2 separate regions of the Homo sapiens genome follow, and region 1 is linked to region 2. The links are chromatin contacts, found by Hi-C or POLR2A ChIA-PET in ENCODE. All regions are on one chromosome and are shown on one strand. Each heading gives the region's core, a stretch centred on a gene start or an enhancer-like site at or near the end of the contact. The rest is flanking DNA. Distances are from core to core; before and after follow the strand shown.

Evidence for each region. Hi-C counts contacts between places; a loop is a spot of excess contacts on that map. ChIA-PET counts read pairs that join two places held with the same protein, here RNA polymerase II (POLR2A). Pooled maps may share reads with other maps.
Region 1: a loop to region 2 is called in a pooled map, with 4 times the contacts of the local background. The contact joins the promoter of DDX59-AS1 here to the promoter of DENND1B in region 2. A Hi-C loop is called at or near these places in 6 of 50 pooled maps. POLR2A ChIA-PET finds 5 or more read pairs at or near these places in 2 of 52 experiments (MCF 10A and activated naive CD4-positive, alpha-beta T cell).

What each region holds. Positions count from the first base shown.
Region 1 is chr1:200,668,257-200,674,287 of GRCh38, reverse strand. It overlaps DDX59-AS1 (DDX59 antisense RNA 1), which reads right to left and starts at 4,781. Exons shown (of 3, transcript NR_110787.1): 1 at 4,666-4,781. It overlaps DDX59 (DEAD-box helicase 59), which reads left to right and starts at 4,381. Exons shown (of 8, transcript NM_001031725.6): 1 at 4,381-4,521. RefSeq lists a silencer at 4,228-4,967.
Region 2 is chr1:197,773,799-197,779,896 of GRCh38, reverse strand. DENND1B (DENN domain containing 1B) reads left to right here and starts at 4,417. Exons shown (of 23, transcript NM_001195215.2): 1 at 4,417-4,758. The coding sequence starts at 4,742. RefSeq lists an enhancer at 3,200-3,249 and silencers at 3,624-3,918, 4,210-4,409, 4,560-5,069.

The DNA.
Region 1 (6,031 bases), core at 3,532-6,031, 2.9 Mb before region 2:
GAAAAGAGTAGGAAAGAGCCACAAGTGAGACCTGAGTGGCTCTGAGGTTTGACTTATTAACCTTGAAAGGTGAAGAACTTGATGTTAAAAATTAGGTTTCATCCAGCATCCTAACTCATATGTAGAAATGAGTTGCTACTCACTAGGCTTCATTCATTCATTCATTCATTCATTCAGAATGAATCATCCTGCTCATCAAGATTGGCTACTTTTCCAAAAGTAACAATAATACAAACATATAGCAAAGGTCTAAAGCTTCCATAAGAAAACTAAGGAAAGTTGGGCACAGTAATGGAACACATGAATGTGAGTTATGTCTAAGGTTTCCAACAGATTAGGAAGTTTAGGAACACTAAAAATGGTTTTGGAACCAGGTTTCCTGATTGAAAGTTAAAGGGATATGGTTTTATACTTACATAAAGAAAAGCTTGAAGGCAGTGTAGTCTAGTGGATTTAGGAGACAGACCTGGGCTTCAATTCCTGCTGTGCCACTACCTAGCTGTGTGACCTTGGGCAAGATGCTTAATTACCTAAACCTGTTTCTTCATTAGTACGATGGGGATAAAATGCCTACTTTATAAGATTACAGTGAGAATTAAATATGACAATGTTTCTAAAATGCTTTGCACAATGCCTAGCCATAGAGAGTCTAATTAAATAGTAAGTATAATCATGGAGCTCTCCAGTGAAGAACTGGACTGCCCTGTAAGGTGGGAAGCGCCCTGTCTCTAAAAGCATTCAACAAGCCAGTTGGTCCTGTAGCAGGGTGCTATAAAATAATTCCTCCTACAAGGGTATGGAGAGTAGCAAGGGGTGGTGATTGGACTCTGATGAATGCATTCAAACCTAAGATTCCATGACACATTAATGCTTGAATTGCTTTACAAATATTGATTCTAAAATAAAATGGCCCCCAAAATACACAAAACTAAAATTGCTGGACTACAGGGAAAAATGAACACATCTACCTTTATAATGGGAGACTGATTGCTTGATCTATTTTATCTACTAACAGGTAAGAGAAATACTGACGGGGAAATACTGATGGGGAAATCTGAACATGAACATTAGTAAAGATATAGAATATCTGAAATACCAAGCTTGATTTATTTGCAAGTATCATGTATCTATCTAATGGTGAATAAACATTCTTCTCTGGTTTTAAAAATATATGAAAATTGACCATAGACTAGCCATAGAGCATTATCGGGCTACTGCACTCCAGCCTGAGTGACAGAGGGAAGACCCTGTCTCTTTAAAAAAAAAAAAGGCCGGGCGCGGTGGCTCACGCCTGTAATCCCAGCACTTTGGGAGGCCGAGGCGGGCGGATCACGAGGTCAGGAGATCGAGACCATCCTGGCTAACACAGTGAAACCCCTTCTCTACTAAAAAATATAAAAAATTAGCTGGGCGTGGTGGCGGGCGCCTGTACTCCCAGCTACGCAGGAGGCTGAGGCAGGAGAATGGTGTGAACCCGGGAGGCGGAGCTTGCAGTGAGCCGAGATCGCCCCACTGCACTCCAGCCTGGGCGACAGAGAGAGACTCCGTCTCAAAAAAAAAAAAAAAAAAAAACAGAGAAAAAAAAACACTTCATAAAGAAAATGAAAAGATCTTGGACTGAATCCTGGATTAGGGGAAAAAAATAGCTCTAAAACACCTTAATGGAACAACTAGTAAATTTTCAATAAGGACTGCATGTTAGCTACTCGTACTTCATCAATGTTAAACTACCTAAATTTGAGCCAGGCCCAGTGGCTCATACCTGTAATCCCAGCACTTTCGGAGGCCAAGGCAGGTGGATAGCTTGAGCCTAGCAGTTGGAGACCCCCGTGGGCAACATGGCAAAACCCCATCTCTAACAACAAAAAAATTCTCTCTAACAGGTGGGGTGTGCCTGTAGTCCTAGCTACTCTTACTTCATCAATGTTAAACTACCTAAATTTGAGCCAGGCCCAGTGGCTCATACCTGTAATCCCAGCACTTTCGGAGGCCAAGGCAAGTGGATAGCTTGAGCCTAGCAGTTGGAGACCACCGTGGGCAACATGGCAAAACCCCATCTCTAACAACAAAAAAATTCTCTCTAACAGGTGGGGTGTGCCTGTAGTCCTAGCTACTCGGGATGCTGAGGTGGGAGCCTCACTTGAGCCCGGGAGGTGGTTGCAATGAGCCGAGATCGCACCACTGCACTCCAGCCTGGGTAACAGAGTGAGACCTTGTCTCAAAAAACAAACAACCTCAACTGGAACATTTTTCTGTGAGTATAAAAGAGAATATCATTGTCTTTGGAGACACATGCTACAACTTACTCCTAAATGGTTCAGAAAAAAATATATATCTATAGTATACATATTTTATATATATAATCTCTCCTACACACTAATATAGCAAATATAGCAAACTGTGAACTTATGTGAAGGGTATACAGGAGTTCATTAATTCTGAAACTTTTTGATAAGGTTGATTTTTTCAAAATAAGTCAAAAAATTTTTTTATTTGAAAACACACTATAAACAGGGAGAAGATATCTGCAACACCTACAATTAACAAAAGAATGTTTCATTATATATACATATATACATTATATATACATTTATATATGTACACACACACACATCCTTAGAAGAGGAAGAGAAAACATGAATGAATAACATATTTCAAAGTGCTCAGCCTTATCAGTAATTACGGAATGCAAATTAAGACAAAAACATGGTATTTATTCTGGGTAGACTAGCAAAAAGTAAGAAGTGTGAAAATAACGAGGATTTAGAGAGAATTGTGGTCGGTACTGGTGGCAGTATAGATTGGTACAACCACTTTGAAAACATTTCTGCTTTATCTTTGAAAGCTGAACAGCCCCCATAGCCTCTGATGCCGCAGTGCTAATCCTAGGTTCAAATTAGAGTCCAGCGCATGCACAGAAGGTGAACAAGAATGCTCCTACTAGCCTTATTAGTAATTACTAGGGGCAGATTCAGGTTTTATGGGGTATGAGCTTATATAATTGGAAAAGAGGAGGCTTTTAAAGAAAAAGATTCAGAATGATGAATACAAATTAGGTTCAAAAGTGACTAATTTTTATAATGGCAAAAGAAATTACAACAATTAGAAATGTCACAAAACCCAGGAAAAGAGTTCTGTTATAGGTATGTGACCTACGAACTTGGGAAGTCTGATACATTTAGTCTGTGTGGTTCCCATCAATAAAGAAAATACTTAAAGTGCATTTATAATCCTATCCGCTACAGTATTGAATACATTCCTGACAGGAGAAAACTTCCTTTTGACTAGGCAGTAAGAAATAAATGTTCTGTTACTACACGTAACAACTTGGATGAACCAAAAAAACAAATGTTGAGTGATAAAAAGCGAATTCCAGGCTATATGTATTTTTATAAAGCTCAAAAAGAAGAAAAATACACCAATACACAGGAATGCATCCAAATATGATAAAACCACTAAAAATGGCAAAGAGGGACAAAACTGAAGATAGTGGTGGTGAGCTAAGAGGCCAGGAGTAGAATCCTGGAGATGCATAGATACATGCTAAATACTGATAACGTGGTGGAGTGATAGTTTCATTAGCATACTTTAAATTTTACATATTTGGTAAATATGCTCTTTTGAATGCATCGACTATTACACTGAAAATATTTTTAAATACTTAAGGCACCTGAATATAAGCTGGCTTCCCTCCTTCCTCTCCCGTGCTGTCTCCTCTCCCCCATCACTTCTCAACTACAAGCTGCTTGGGACACGTGGCTCCAGAGGTTGGCAAAACAGGGAAATGTCAGCCCACAAGGAACAAGAACCGTGACTTGTGTTATTTTCTTGTTGGTGTTGGGGTGGGGGGAGGGGTGCGGTGGTGCAGGAAATATTATCCAGCTTATCATATATGCCACATCAAGCTGACTCCGTTTAAATTTTGAGTGGCTCTACTAGCTAAAGCCAGAAAAGGGTTTTTGGGCCCAACGGGCAGAAGTGCCCCTCCCTTTTACACTCACACTTCCCACTTTCTAAGGGTGCCAGGCCCCCGCGCCGCCCTCCTGCTTCTTTCCGGACGGTCCAACTCTTTTCCACCAGTCCCAGCCCATTCGATTACGTAAATTCTTCCAAGAGGATTCCCAAACGTGCCCCTCCGTCCAGAACTCGCCCAGCCCGGACCAGTTCCGAGATTTACCACCAGCCCAGAGCTGGGCGGGGGCGTGGAAAACGCGAGGAGCCTTCCCGCCCCTCTCCTTCTCCCTCCCTCCCTCCCAAGCCACTGCCGGCTCCCAGCCGAGCTCCGCCCCCGCGGTGGCCCCGCCTCCCCGCCGCCCGGAAAGCGGGCTGCGGCCCCCTCCCAAAACCCGGGGAAGTGGATTCTACTCTACGCTCCGCTCCGCTCCGCTCCGCACCACCAACCCCGGGCCGCAGTCCTGACGAGCGGGTCAGGGCTTGTCGGGCGGAAGCCTGGCCTGGAGCCTGGAAGGGGGAGACGGCCCGAGCGGGAGCGGGAGCGGACGCGGCCTCAGTCCTGCGCGGGTGAGCGTGCCCCGGAAGCTTGGGCCCCTGGCCGCCCTGGTGCCCCTTCTCCGGGACCTGGGGCGCTAGGCCGCGGCGGCAGAACTGGTGCCCCTGCGCGGCCTTCCTCCCATCCTTACAGTTCCCCGTGTCCCAGGCCTCTACCCGGAACCGGAGCCCCGCCCGTCTCCTAGCAGCTCCGTGACGTGAAGCGCCTCGGGGTGCGGTGCCGCCGGGCGTGGGTGGGAGGCAACGCCCGAGGGGAGGGCCCGCCAGTGCACGGGGGTGCGGGGCGCGTTGGCGAGAATTGGAGGCCGCGCCGCCGCCAGCCGTCCGCCGTCCCGCCCAGCAGGAGCACGTTCCCTTTCGCCATTGGAAGACTGAGTTCCAAGCTTTTTCCTGCTCACCTAGAGCCGTCCCTGCCCCGCCCGCCACCCCCTGTACATTTTCGGAGATTTAGGATAGTAATTCTAGACCCTCGGTTGCATTTCTGTTGGAATTTTTCTGGAAGTTGGAATCTGGCAGTTTAAACAAAGAATTTTTTTAAGAAAAATATTTATTAGTATATTTGATAGTCCCCAGATTAGGTTAAAAGCCTTATTCCCAATAACTGTAATTTTGCAAAGACATGTTTTTGGTGTAAAAAGGTATAGATATGGGTTGATGAAAAGAATCAAACTCTGAAAAATATTTGAAGAGATTTATTTTGAGCCAGATTCAAGTGACCATGGCCAGTGACAGTCCTCAGGAGGTCCTGAGAACATGTGCCCAAGGAAATTGGGGTACAGCTTGGTTTTATCTATTTTAGGAAGGCGTGAGACATCAAATACATTTAAGAAATACATTGGTTTAGTTTAGAAAGGCGGGGCAACTCAATCGGTAAATGTAAACGTTATCTGGTTGAGGTTATCTAAAGACCTGGGATCCATAAAAAGGAATGTTCAGGCTAGAGATAAAGGATTGTGGAGACCAAGTTTTATTGTGCAGAGGAAGCTCTTAGATAGACTTTAGAGAGAGCAGGTTGTAAATTGTTTTATATTGGACTTAAAAGGGTGCCTGGCTCTTAGTTGATTATCTCCTGGATCTGGGAAGGAAGGAGGGAAAACAAGGGGAGATGGGAATTCTCACCAAATGCAGATTTTTCCTGCAAGAGACTTTGCAGGGGAGTTTTAAGGTACGACAAGGAAATATATTTTGGGGTAAAACATTTTTATTTTCTTCCTTGTTAGGCCAGAGTCAGATTGGAAAGTAAGTCACGATATACAGGGTTAAATAAAACCCATCTGATGAGAATTTATGGTTTGTAGGGCATGACTCTCCAGACCCCTTAGAAAGGAATTTGGGTAAGATAAAAAATTAGAGCTTAGTCCTCGTATGGTTGAGAGCTTGTGCTCTGGATCCACAGTGCCAGGGTTGTAACACTTAAGAATTGTGTGAGCTTGGACAAACCACTTAATTTCTTTTCTTTTTTTTTTTTTTTGAGACGGAGTCTTGCTCTGTTGCCCAGGCTGGAGTGCAGTGGCGCGATCTG
Region 2 (6,098 bases), core at 3,168-5,667:
GAAGAAATCAAGAGACCATAAGTATGAACAAGTAGAAAAAAGATCAGTTAGTAGAAGCAGACCCACAAATGCTTCAGATATTGGAATTTTTAGAAATAGAATTTAAAGTATATATATTAAATATTTTTAATAAATTAAAGAGATGCTGAAAATATGAGTTAAGAGAATACAGATTTGGAAAATAACCAAACAGAACTTTAGAAATAAAAATAATATAAATTAAAAACTAAATGGGTGACTTTGACAGAAAATGAGACAAAGCTGAAGAAAGAATTAGTGAACAGAATATTTTTGAAATTTTCCAGAATACAGCGTAGACAGATAAAGAGAGACATACTATAAAAGAGATGTTTGACAAACATGGAGGGTAGAATAACACATGTGTTATCAGAGTCCCAGAAGGAATGGAAAGAAAGGAGTCCAGAATTTTCCAGAACTGATGAAAGTCACCAATCCAGAGTCAAGAAAATTAAAGAAACCAAGAAACATGGATGAATAAAAATCTACACCTAGATACTTCACAGTGAAACTATAGAAAACTAAAGACAAAAATGAAACATCATAAATGCAGTCAGAGAGAAAAAACAGATGACATTTTAAGATTACTTTCAAAGTTCCAATTGTTATTAGGGAACTTAGAAGACAGTGTAATGATATTGATAACATGCAGAAAGAAATAATAGTAAACTTTGAATTCTTCATCAGTGAAAATATTTTTCAAGAGTGAGGGATAAATAAATACATTCCAACTCAAACAAAAAGGGAAAGAATTTTAGGCAGAAGGAAAGTGATCCTACACAGAAGATCTAAAATGAAAATACAAAAGAATGGTAAAGTTCTGAGTAAATCTAAACAAACATGGACTGTATAAAACAACATTCATAATGCATTTTTGGGGGGATTTTAGTTTTGAGGGGGTTTTAGAGGTTCTTGTATTGTTTGAGAGAGGGTGGATATCCTTGTGAACTCTGGCTTTAATCAGTTAAAATGTACCTATTAAAATTTCTAGGATAACTCCTAAATGAATAGAAACAGAGTAAATAACTTCCAAACTAGAAGAGGTGGGGGCAGAAATGAAAGCATAAATAGTAATCCTAAAGAATGCAAAAGTGAAAGAAAAAAACAGATCAGAAGAAACAAACGGGAAGTACAAAATTAGATGGCAGAAATAGATTTAAATTTATCAGCATTTTTCTCTCTTTTTTTTTTTTAATTTTTTTTAGACAGTGTCTCACTCTGTCAACCAGGCTGCAATGCAGCGGCATGATCTTGGCTCACTGCAACCTCTGCCTCCCAGGTTCAAGTGATTCTGAAGCCTCAGCCTCCTTATTATCTGGGACTACAGGCTTGCACCACCCACCACACCCAGCTAATTTTTGTATTTTTAGCAGACAGGGTTTCACCAAGTTGGCCAGGCTGGTCTTGAACTCCTGGCCTCAACTAATCTACCCGCCTTAGCCTCCCAAAGTGATGGGATGACAGGCATGAGCCACTGCGCCCAGCCTAAATTTATCAACAGTTTTAATACATGCAAATTGTCTAGGGGTTTGATGTAAGAGCTAAAGATGATCAGACTAGATTAAAAATCAAGACTAAAAATTTTAGATAAATTTGAAACATGATGGTTTAGAAAGTTTGAATGTAAAAGGATGAAAAGAGATATCCTAACATCAGACAAATACTATTCAGAAGAAAACTGTTTAGAATCTAAGGCAAAAGTACGATTGGAGGTAAAGAAAGTAACAACATAATGATGAATGGTTGTATTTATTAGGTAGATATAGAAATTATAAACTGATGTGTATATTATTACACAGCCCCAAACTGTGTAAGGTAGAACCTGAAAGAACTATAGGCTGAAATAGAAAAATCTACCATCATGTTGGGATATTTAAACTCATCTCTCCCATTAATTGAATTATGTCAAGCAGATGCAAATTCAGTAATAGAAGATGTCAACAACACAATCATCGTATTTGATCATGGACATATATTTAGAACACTGTACCCCAAAGCTGCAGAATATATATTCTTTACAAACCACATACAACATTTAAGTCTTGAAACATTTAAAAAATTAACTAAATTAATTAATTAATAAGAAATTAATTAATAAATAAAGACCATGTTCTTTGACAACAATACAGACTATGTTCTTTGACTGGTATGGTCCTGAAAACTGTTAATATTAATTGTCGAGTAGGAAATATCATTGCTGAAATATGATCTTGGGAAGATTTAAGACTAATTTGAAGGTTTGCCCTTTGTACACTTCTCTATCAGTCATATGGGAAGTTCTATATGAAATGAGTATTACTAAAGTTATACCATCGATTTCATTAAAGCTATTACCAAGGTAAGTGTATGATATTTGTTTTCTAATTTTTTAACACCTCATGCATGTAGATCATGTACACCTATGTTCCTATCCCTTTTATTTCAGTAATAACAGAACAGATAAATCTCTTCATTATGGTCAGCCTAAAAGCTCACTTAAAAAGATTTGCTTTGGGATGCGAATGTGTAGTATTTCCCTCGATGTACTTAACATAAATGGAATGAAGAACAATTTTATACTGTTCAAGGGTATGACTGTCATTTAAAATAAAATCCCAACAATGGATGAGGAAAACAATTGTATTATTATCTCCTCACACCAAATTAAAAAGTCCTCAATATGGTCACCCCAAGTAGGGTTCCTTTCTTTGGAAATAATTAATTATAATGAAAGGAGAAGTTTGAGAAATTCAGTAACAGTTGGGGCAGAAGTGGCTTTTAGCTTACGAATTTTTTTTTTCAAGGCTTTGGAGTATGGTCACTTATGCAGAAAAATCTTTATTTGGGAAAAGAAAACTTATGTAGTATAGTTTGCCTAATTGTGAAACTGAAATTCACAGAATAATTTCTCAAAAGATAATACAAATTTGTAGCACCTGTTTTACTTGAACATCACACTGCTCATGTGATGTACAAGTAATAATTCCCATTTTACAAATGTAGGAACCGAGAAACTGAAGTGTCTCACCCCGAGTCAAGCTATGACAACACTTTATGATAAACACATTTTTTTTTTGTTTGTTTGTTTCCCAGTTATGGCCCGTCCTCATTTTTTACTAACAGGCCCATGGCTATACAATATTTCTGATCCTGTTGACCAAGTAGTACCCAATTTTGGCAAGAAAGTTTAAGGTTATATAACTGAGTGCAACTTCAGGTTCTCTGACTCTTGAGTTTTTTAATTCTTAAGACTCCTTTTCTGACTTTTATGTCTTATGACTCACACTACATTCATACCACATTTGGTTTCCTCTCATCATCTTAACTTCTGCATGAATAAAGTCTGAAGTAACCACCTTTTGGAAGAAACACTGTGGCTATGTGTCAAGGGTGGCAGTGTTAGCTGGGAGAAGGCCTTTCCCAGAAGATCTCTGTGTAAGAGCCTGGCCTTCCACAGTCATTTGAATGTCCATCATAAGACTTTTCTACCTGTCTTCTCAGTAGATCCTAAATATGAGACAGCAGAGGAGGGAGACAGGCAATATGAGGTAGAAGTAAATAATCAGCATCAGATAGACCTGGTGTGAACTCCAGCTTTGCCATTACTCCCTGGTTTCTTCATCTGTAAAATGCTGATGAAAGTATCTATCACACACCTATGACAAGTACTGGGTGAGAGTGCACATAACCTGCTTCACATGTGCTTTAGGGCTGTGTAAATCAGTCCCTCCCACGCTTATTCAGTGGTGCCCTCTCTGAACTCGCCTAAACTGCCAGACTATGAGGCCTGCGACTATGTACATGTGTTCAAAAGTTAGTCCTTGGTTATCACTGCAGTCTGTGGTATAGGAATGTCTGCCTCCCACATGCGCAGACAAGTGGGGCACTACCATTTGGCTACTTGACAGGGCTATTTAGCAGGTGCACATGTCTGAACATTCCTGAATCAGGAGGGGGTAGCTCTGGATTTCAGAGAGCTGTAAGCAGGCCACAGCTGGAGTGACGCAAGAGCCAGGGGCATCAACTTGAGCTCTGAATTTGTAGTATGAAATGAAAGGAACCCAAGTCCGTGTGTATGTGTGTGGAAAACACTGCAGGTCGAGGTACTTTTCCAGGTACTTCGCCCTTTGTGGGGTTGCAGCCCCGACGCCCTGGAATCTGGACTGGACCCAGAAAGGAAGCCGGTTTGGTTCATGCTGAGGACACAGGGGGCACCTTGCCTTTCTGGCTAGGTGGCAAAGCGGTACGTGGGCCATCCCAGCAGGCACTAGCGCTCCCCCTGCACCCTCTGGCCGCCCGGGCGCGGGGACCTGGCCCCCGCCTCCTCCACAGTCTCCGACTTGCGAGCCGCACGGCCCAGGTGAAGCCGCTGGGCGCGTCCCCGCGCGCCCCTTCCCCCTCCCGGCGACTTCCTGATTTGCAAGAAGGTGCAGGAGCCGCAGCGGGCGGCCCCGGTCGCAGGAACTGAGAGGCCTCAGCTTTGGTGGCGGCTACCGGCGGAGACGGGGGCGGCGGCCACGCCACCGCTGCTGTCACAGAAAGGCTCTGGTGGGTGGGGTGGGAGGCGGGGAAGTGCCGGGGGCGCAGCCGACATGGGCCCGCCGCCACGGCTGCTGTGAGCAGCCTCTTTCCCTGTGTGGCCGCCGGCGTGGGCGGGGACGGCGCGACCCTCGCGCGGCCGGGCTGCGGGCTTCCAGGCCAGCGCGCGGGGGCCGGACGGACAGCCCCACACCGACATGTAACCATGGACTGCAGGACCAAGTGAGTGGGGGGGCCCGGGCGCGTCGGGGGCGGGCGTCCCTCGGCGGCCCCTCCCAGGCCAGCTCGGCTCCTCCGCGCCTCCGCGCTCAACCGGCTCCCCGGGCGGCCGAGGTTGGCCGGGCGGGCTGGGGGTGCGGTCCGGCCCCCAAGCCTCTGGCCGGCCGGCGGGACGGCGCTAGGCCGCAAAGCCTGCCCGCCCTGCGTCCCCGGCCCTCCGTGGTTGGCGCGGCTCCTCCCGGAGAGGCCACTAGCGCCTTGTCGACGCCCGCCTTTCGGGGGACAGGGGAGGCCGGGCGGCCCCTGACACCGCCGCTGAGGGGTTCTCGTGCTTCCCCCGAGTGTGTCAGATGTGACTCTCCTGGGGCTGCCTGTGTGCGTGTGGTGTCCGGGAGGGAGTCAGCGTTGAGGTTAAGAGGTTATTATTCCGAGTGCTCTCTGAGCATTAAATATAACCGGTGTTTTCTTAAGTCCGTTTGTTACTTTTGTCTTGGATGTTTTCTTATGATTCTGCTTATAAAATTAGATTGGTCTCTGGTGTTTCTTTATGCAGCAACTGTAGATGCATGGTTCTTGCAAAACGGTATCCAATTAGAGGGTACTTTTATGTGTGTGCTAAAGTATTTATCAACGACTACTTTGCTCAGGAGATTAGGTAAAAAGCAATTTTAATAACGGTGGTGATTTTGTTTCTAGGTATCTTAGAGGCATGAGTTTTATATTTTTCTTCTGAAACTTAACTTTGGAAAGAATTCCTTTTTACTTCGCTTACCCACCCTTTACTATCTCCTTCTCAAAAAGTTTAAAATAATGCCATGTATATTTGTATTATTGTGAAAGGCCGTTTGAATTTCACAGAAGTAAAACTGAGTCAATATTTAACTTTTACACCTAAGAGAAATTCTAAAGAATATTAGGGAAAGAGGGAAATTATGTAATAGAATTATTTTCTTCAGTGTGTTTGACATCATGGTGGGCAGGGTAAGTGAGTAAAAATAGTATGCTTCTTGACATTAATTGTTTTAAGAGGGAGGAAGTCATCTGAGCCCAGATTATTCCCATTGAAACAAGTTAATAGCGGAAAGGCTAAAAAAATGTATATTTGCATGTTAATTTATATGTCTTGTCACTTCCTATGTTTCCAGATTCATATCTTATAAGAAAAGCTTCCAAAAAAAGAAATGCTTTTTTTTAAAGTCAGAGCTGGCATTCGTTTCTTGAAGGAAGTACATATTAAATACAGCCAATGTACAAAGGCACTAAGGTCTTGTTAGCAGGAATAACTGAGATATTAACACATTGGCCGTTGTGGTAACAGACTTAATCTTTTACCTTATGATGGA